Regions from separate parts of the Homo sapiens genome. Here all the other regions are linked to region 1. Evidence: chromatin loops called from intact Hi-C (ENCODE). Cell type or tissue: PC-3. All regions are shown on one strand.

Region 1 (2,500 bases):
ACCAAACATCTGTTGAATCTTTAAGTCAGATTGTCTCAAAGCATGTTGGAAACAACACCTACATCAGAATCATCTAGGGTGCTTATTAGAGCAGATACCTCATCCCTCAACCCAGAACTGCTGATTTGAAATTCATGGGGCCCAGATACAAATGCACACTGAATTGTGAGGACTGCTGATCTATACTCAGTCACTACATATGTTCCTGTAGGATGTTACATCCTTTCATGGACTTTTTCGATTTGTTGCCAACCACATAGAGAACTAGAAAGTTAGGTCAAGAAATAAGAGAAAGTATTAGGTTTAGATTTCTGGGTGCCAAGCAAGCCCTGCAATTATTTAGTTATTGTGTCTTTATGGTTACTGTATCTTTATTGTTACTAGGTCCACATAGTTACCATGTTATGCTCTACAAGGGCAGAAGAGTAAAATATATTAAGCTACTAGCAAGTGCTCATCATACTCACACTGAAGGAATTTGCTAGCAAAAGCCATATTTGCATTCTAACTTGGTGCAGTGATTTACAAAGTGTGGTCCCTAGACAAACAGCATCAGCATCACCTGGGAACTTGTTAGAAATGCAAACTCGCTCCTACTCTGTCCCCAGACTTACATTTTAACTAGCTTTCTGGGTGATTCTGATGCATGCTAAAGTTAGAACTGCTGCTCTCAGCTTCCATTTCCTTGTCTGAATAAAACAATGATAATTGATCCTTCATAGTTTTTCTTTAGATTATTTTCTGTTGTCATTATAAAACTAAGATAATGTACAAAAAGGCACTTAGTTCAAGGTAAGTGTTCAATAAATAGTAAGCATATTATTGAGCTTATATTTAATTTACAAACACTGCTCTTATTTTCTAATTGTTTAACTTCAAGAGAATCCACAGGTTGCCTACAATATAAGCAGTCATGTTAGATGTTTTATATATATAAGTTCTAAATGGGATGCAGAAGTTCTAAAATTGTGATACTTAACCAGGAAAATGGCAGATTTTTATTCTTCCATTTTAGAAATTAGGACCAGGCTACTTACTTTTCTACTGTCATTTAAATCCACTTTAAGGTATTCACAATGACTTTAACATGACATTAATAAGCTTAGTGGGTCTTTGAATTTCTTAATCCCAGTTTCCTGGGGCTAAATACAATAATCTGTATCTCTTCATCTTTGACACGCTGATAAAAATCCCTGAACCTGGATTTGCATTTGGTTTTCAAAATCAATCATTTTGCTATTCAAAGGCAAGGCAATTGAGTGAGGTTTGAGATTGAAATACATATCAACCCCACTAGAGGGTGACCTTTATCTAAATCAGGGTGCATATAAAGTAAGGGCATCTTCTGTAGCCATCTCATAAAATTGGATTGTATAACTGTTTACTCAAGGTGAAGGAGAGGCTGAGAAGTGATTCTTACATGAATAATTAATAACTTTCAATTTCTAAATAATCTATTAGTCTTGTGGGAATATTTAAAACCAAGCTATTGCAAATTTCTCAGTTTGTATTTTAGGATAAAATTCCTTATTAATAAATTCAGCTCTGAATTTTAAAATTATCTGCTTCAATTCCAATTCAAAATATATTCCCCCCTTTTCTCCCAAAAGACACACACAACTAAACATATGAGAAAATAGAACCCCAAATTTGTTTCATAAAAACAAGCAAACAAAAGGCTATAGGACTTTGTTAAGTTTTATATGGTGATTTAGAAATAAGACAAACATATTCTCTAGATACCAAAGGAGAAAAAGAAAATCCAAATGTTCACATAGTAATTAGAGAGCTCAGTTTAGGTCAACCTTAAGAAATTAATGTTGAACACCATATTTGGTTTATCTTTTATAGTTCAGATTTAGAAAGTAAAACATTTGTGTTATAACTCCTCTGCTAAAATCTCTCGGTTTGATATCAGAGTTCAATGTTATTCTTAAAACCACCTCAATAAATATTTTTTTGTAGTACTTAAAATTTCAACTCAAAATTTGCAACACTATGAATACAAGTAATATTTATGTATTCTGAGCACTTTTTATACTAACTTAATTTTTTAAAATTTGATCTTTAATAATTATTGACAGAAAAAATCTGGGCTCAGGATAGTGCCAATTGTATGAAAATATGTAGATTCAACTGTTATTTGCTTCTTTTCTAGGACAGTTTTTTGTTTGTTTGTTTGTTTGTTTTTTGTTTTTTTGGTGGTGGAGGAAGGAGTCTTGCTCTGTCACCCAGGCTGGAGTGCAGTGGCACGATCTCAGCTCATGGCAACCTCCGCCTCCTGGATTCAAGCAGTTCTCCTGCCTCAGCCTCCCCAGTAGCTGGGATTACAGGCATGTGCCACCGCACCCGGCTAATTTTTGTATTTTTAGTAGAGACGGGGTTTCACCATGTTGGCCAGGATGATCTCAATCTCCTGACCTCGTGATCCGCCCACCTCAGCCTCCCAAAGTGCTGGGATTACAGGCGTGAGCCACCGTGCCTGGCTTTAAGACTATTT
Region 2 (2,500 bases), 610 kb after region 1:
GAAAACCAGAAATCAGGATGTATAATCTCATCATGAGCTCACAACCAATAGGATAGTTGAGTCATCCATCATATTGAAATGGGAATGTTTCCCCAAAAAGAAGCCCTCCTGTTCTCCTTAGCCAATTTGTATTTCCACATATAGGAGGGATGCATTGCCATCTCTCTTCCTGTTTTAAAAGCTCTCTTGGCCTCTAATTCTTATCTTTCCATAATTCCTAAAACAAATTATAGAGTAAAACCATACCCAACAAGGAGGTAAATGAGTGGATGATTTTTGAAACCCACCCCCCAAATCCCTCCAAAAAGGCAGCCTGAATTACATGTACTCTTTGAAAGGCATCAGTGTTAAAAGATGCAGTTTGGGAAGCCGGGACAGAAGACAGGGCAGACGTGGGGAAGGGTGTTCCACTCTGCAGAAGGTCCTGGAGAAGGGGAGAGGTAAACAGAAGTAAAGAGGGACTCCAAGAGACGTCGGCACTGGGAGAGAAAAAGAGAGCATAGGAAAGTATAGCATGAATTCTGGAAGCCACAGTCCACCTTTGTAGTATCTTAGTTCAGCCTTGTTCCAGTTTATGATGTTAAACCTGAGCTTCCCTGAAACTCAATTTGTAGAAATATAAATATACACTCTTAAATAAATCCATTTGATTGTCATTCCTCACAAAGATATCATATGGCATTTAAGTTCGTCGTGTCCAAGCATGTTTGCAGCCAAATGGAAAACTCGCTGCATGGACCAAATGTGGTATTTGTGTTTTGAGCTTTTCTGTTTTAATCTGCTAGGCGACATAACCAATTTTCCTGCCATTGTCTCTCTTTACAAATGCTACTACTTAGTATGATTCTGTAGTTAATTTTTTTTAAATTTTTCATGGTTTTTAAAAATTTTTAATTCTAGCGTTAGGCATGTGTAAACAAATTTTATTGTTTAAATATGCAAGTAATAGTAAACCATTAAAAATGTCTGAGATGAAAAGAGACTTGTCTTTGGGAATAAAATGACATAAAGTTTTCCTTGAATTTTTTTCTGGTTTAGTTTTTTTGTTGTTAAGTTTTGTTTTTGTTTTTTCTGTTAACTCAAAAGTTTTAGCTCATAGAGCAATTTATGGCGGGCAAGAGAGGTATACTTGGTAGGCCTTTGCTGCCATCTACTGGCATTTCATGTAATTACTTATTGCTTCCATTCTAAAACTAATTTTGTGTAACGTATATAATAGTATTATAGGTTCCCCCTTTTTTTCTTCTTTCCAATTTTTCTTTAGTTAAAGCAAAGTGAAGCAAATGCGGACACCAAAGAAAAGCTCCCTTTACGCCTGCGAATCTTTGAAAAATTTCCAAACAGACCTCAAATGGTGAAAATCTCAAAGCTTCCTTCAGATTTTACAGTTCCTAAAATCAGGTACCAAAATACTTCTTTAATTGCATATTTCACATATATTGTAAAAGATTCATCATCTTAAATCTGATTTAACCCTTCTTTTAAGTATATGTGGGTTGGGTTTCTTTCTATTTTATTGTCATCTTTCTACTACCTCTACCTCTATTTAAAATAAATAAATAAATAAACAACTTTGACTCTTTTAAGCAATGTATTCACAGAAGAGTCACTTTATAACTGCAGTAGCCTAAGCAAGAAGGCTGCTTCCCATCGCTTCTCTCTGGGATGACTCCTCGGGAATGGGACATCCCAGGAAACTGGAGAAGCTGCTCAGTGTTGCAGGGATGGCAGGTAGACATCAATCTCAGACCCCAACCGTATGAGACTAAAATTGCCTCTGTGGCCCTTTTATTTTCAAGCAAACAGGGAAACCACAGCTGGCCCAGTTTGTGTACTACTACAGTGTTTATGGAGCCTACCATGTCAGGTTACCATATATAATTTGCCTTCCACTTTTTAAAAGAAGAACCGTGGCGTTTTTCCACTCATACTGATTTGATTTTCTACCACGTTTGCCCTCCAGTTAAGCAAATGCATAAAAGATGCTTTAAACACCTATTTTTAATAATAAAAGGAAATTCTTCTAGTTATAGCTCAAGAAATTACAAACAGAATTACAGTAATATGTTACTAGCTTTAAAAATAATTCTGTGGGGGGTTATAAAAGTATGAGACTATATATGGTGCCATAATATTTAAAATTCGGGTAGAAATATATTTGCATTTCTAATTTTAAAAAACAAAATTAATTGAATTTGGTAATTTGAAGAGACGTTACTTGAATTTTCGTTATGCTTTGAAGATCAGATGAACGCACTTGCTTTTGAGTCTTAAAATGTAAAATTCTCTCTTAGTCATTCTTATGATAAATGGACATTTAGAGAGAGCAACTAATTCTTCCAAGTCTTAGAGGGGGAAAAAAAGTGTTTTATTACCACAATAAGATTCAAAAAACTGGGCTGGGTGCGGTGGCTCACACCTGTAATCCCAGCACTTTGGGAGGCCGAACCGGGCAGATCACCTGAGGTCGGGAGTTCGAGACCAGCCTGACCAACATGGA
Region 3 (2,500 bases), 180 kb after region 1:
CAGGGACCCAATGCCATGTTCTCTGTCTAAATAAGTTATAATTGGGATATTCAAAGAAAATCACTTGTTAACCTAAAAATCAATGACCATTTCCACAATGAATTTGAATTTTAAATTTGTTTACTTAAGCAAATGCAAAGGCTGTCAAGTGATTTAATCAGTACAGAATATATCATCTATATATCTTATTTATGAACTTAAAATGGTGTCTACTTGCACACACAAATCACATCCTAGTGATATATCACAGGCCTCAAGAACTCAAGGATTACACTGAAAAAAAAGCAATAGTGTATATTAATTGCTTTTCTTAGGAGTCAGGTTTGTACGACCCAATCACCTTTTTAGACTACGGAATTTATTTTCTCTGTAATTTCAGAAAATTTATACAGAAGGTGCAACATAAGTAAGGATTACTATATTAATAAATGATAGAAAATCTATATTTCTCACATCCAAATTCTTTGAATATTTATACAATTCAGTACTGAATTAGGGTTTTACTAAGAAACCTTTGAGTTAGAGGTAAATAAGGAAGCAAAAATTATGTAACAATACACGTCTATGCAGGTATGGAAAATTAAACAAATATCCACATAACTCAAATAAAAATATTGAACAAGACACATCTGAATAATTGAGATTAAAATGTGTGCTTTAGGACAATACATATTCCAGACAATAAACATAATTCTTTGCTTTGTGCAAACTGATAGAGCAAGAAAATGTCTATTTGTACTACTTCACTGATGAACTGTGGAATCATCTCTCAGCAGATTGGTTTCATGTGAATGACACATGGAAAGATTTACAATCCCAGGCAATGTCACCCCCAGAGGGTGTTTACTGCAGTGCTGGTGTCCTTGTTCAGAGACTTTGCACCATGAAATTGCTTAAGCCTCAAACAAATGGAAATAACAACTAGAAAGTTTGAAAGTTAAACATTTTCTGTTGTGTTGTTTCAAGTTACATTTTTCTATTGATACATGCAAATAGACTCTGCTTTTGTGGTGTTTATCAACACACACTGGCCCCAAAGCATGTTCCCGTCTTCTTCTTTTTTTTTTTTTCCATCTATAATAATTGGAAACTAAACATCAAGAGGACAAACACATATATTTGTGGATGGATTTGTCTAATTGATCTAATTATTTTGGACTGAGCCCTTTAAGAAAGAATTGTCTGAGCAGCATCTTGCTTAGGTCATTGGCTCGGAAAAATGAAAATAAGGTTTTTGTGTTTGTTTGTTTTATCCAGGTAGTTTGTACAGCCAGGAGATCAAGGAGGGAGGGCCAATCAGGCCTAAAATAAGTGTATTTGGATGACTCACAGGAATTGAAGCTACCGAAATGTAAACAAAAGAACAAGCTTGTCCTATGCTAGCCACAGTTTCTCAGGGTTCTCTGGTTCCACGTGGCCCCATTGGGCCCTAGTCCTTCCAGAAAAACAATACTTCTAAAACTACCATTTCTGCACGCAGGGCAGTCTTCCTTCAACTGGAATCCCATGAGATAGGAGTGAAATATAAGTTCAGAGCAGAGAAAAATTTACCTAAACCAAATGATTCTCTCTGCTTTCTACTTTTCTTTTCCTACACCAGTCAAGGTTGCAAATGGGAACTCTGGGCACAGGCTTGCAGGTTGAGCAGAAGAGATGAAAACTGCAAGTGGTGAGGAGAGACTCCTCTTGTGGAGCTCTGAGCTCTAAGGCACTGATGCAGTCGTGAGTGGTGAGGCATCAGGAACATAGACTTTGGCATCACACAGACACGAGCCCAAATTCTACTATTATTGGTGGACTGACCCTGGGTTCGTTACCTAATTTATCCACGTCCCAGGTTCCACATCTATCTATGTAGATAAACATAATTCTTAGCCTAGAGTGATGTTGTGAGACAAAACATAATGAATGTAAAGCACTTATTGCAGAATTTGTCACTAGCAAACATGCAAGAACTGCTACAACAGAAAAATGAATTGAGTAATGGTGGTACACAGAAAAGGTCATTGAAAATGTTATTTAAGTGTTTAGGGACAGAGAGGGGGAGGTAAACTCTAGGCTAATAACCCTATTGACCTTCATTGTCCCTGATAGGACATGAGACTCATGTTTTAGAAAGGGAAAAACAAAGAAATGAAAATGTACACTTAAGAGAGTAGGAGAAAGGAAAATAAAAGTGACTAAGGTGAGCAGAGGAGATGGTATTCTACTAGGACTACTTCAGAGCTATGCAGTTGGCCTGTTGCCATAATGACACAGCTCTCCTCTGGGGACAATTTGGCTTTGCATCTAAAAAGTACTAGTCTACTCTTAATGCCATAGTCTCACTCTCCTTATGTGAAATGTTTTCCAGATAAACATAGGTTTAAACTACATTAGCACACCTAGAGCAGAAACTTATGTAGAGATAAAAGAACAATGAAATAGGTGAAAAAAACAGGTACTTTTATTAATTTCTACAGAGCCAATATACATACCTCCACATATTTCTTCTGTTTCA

What was found. A loop is a pair of places that touch in the nucleus more often than their neighbours do. Peaks named below come from ENCODE experiments on the same cell type or tissue, not always from the same donor. Only the 100,000 strongest peaks of a DNase experiment are listed, where the experiment ranks them.
Region 2: it touches region 1 in a loop (7-fold over the local background); 52 of 110 quality-filtered maps call a loop at or near these places.
Region 3: it touches region 1 in a loop (4-fold over the local background); 2 of 110 quality-filtered maps call a loop at or near these places.

What each region holds. Positions count from the first base shown.
Region 1 is chr13:101,756,441-101,758,940 of GRCh38, reverse strand. All of the region lies in intron 3 of FGF14 (fibroblast growth factor 14), which reads left to right. Among named protein-coding and RNA genes, the nearest start is that of FGF14, 160 kb to the left of the region's middle. In PC-3, a CTCF peak has its summit at 1,287 (motif pointing right); a DNase peak (open chromatin) is centred at 1,310.
Region 2 is chr13:101,143,661-101,146,160 of GRCh38, reverse strand. NALCN (sodium leak channel, non-selective) reads left to right here. Exons shown (of 44, transcript NM_052867.4): 16 at 1,265-1,401. Among named protein-coding and RNA genes, the nearest start is that of LINC00411, 200 kb to the right of the region's middle. In PC-3, a CTCF peak has its summit at 1,154 (motif pointing left); a DNase peak (open chromatin) is centred at 1,140; H3K4me3 peaks cover 140 bases; H3K27ac peaks cover 548 bases.
Region 3 is chr13:101,575,524-101,578,023 of GRCh38, reverse strand. It overlaps ITGBL1 (integrin subunit beta like 1), which reads right to left. Exons shown (of 11, transcript NM_004791.3): 4 at 2,478-2,500. Among named protein-coding and RNA genes, the nearest start is that of ITGBL1, 120 kb to the right of the region's middle. In PC-3, no CTCF peak of the experiment used is centred here; DNase peaks (open chromatin) are centred at 1,323 and 2,233; H3K27ac peaks cover 1,861 bases.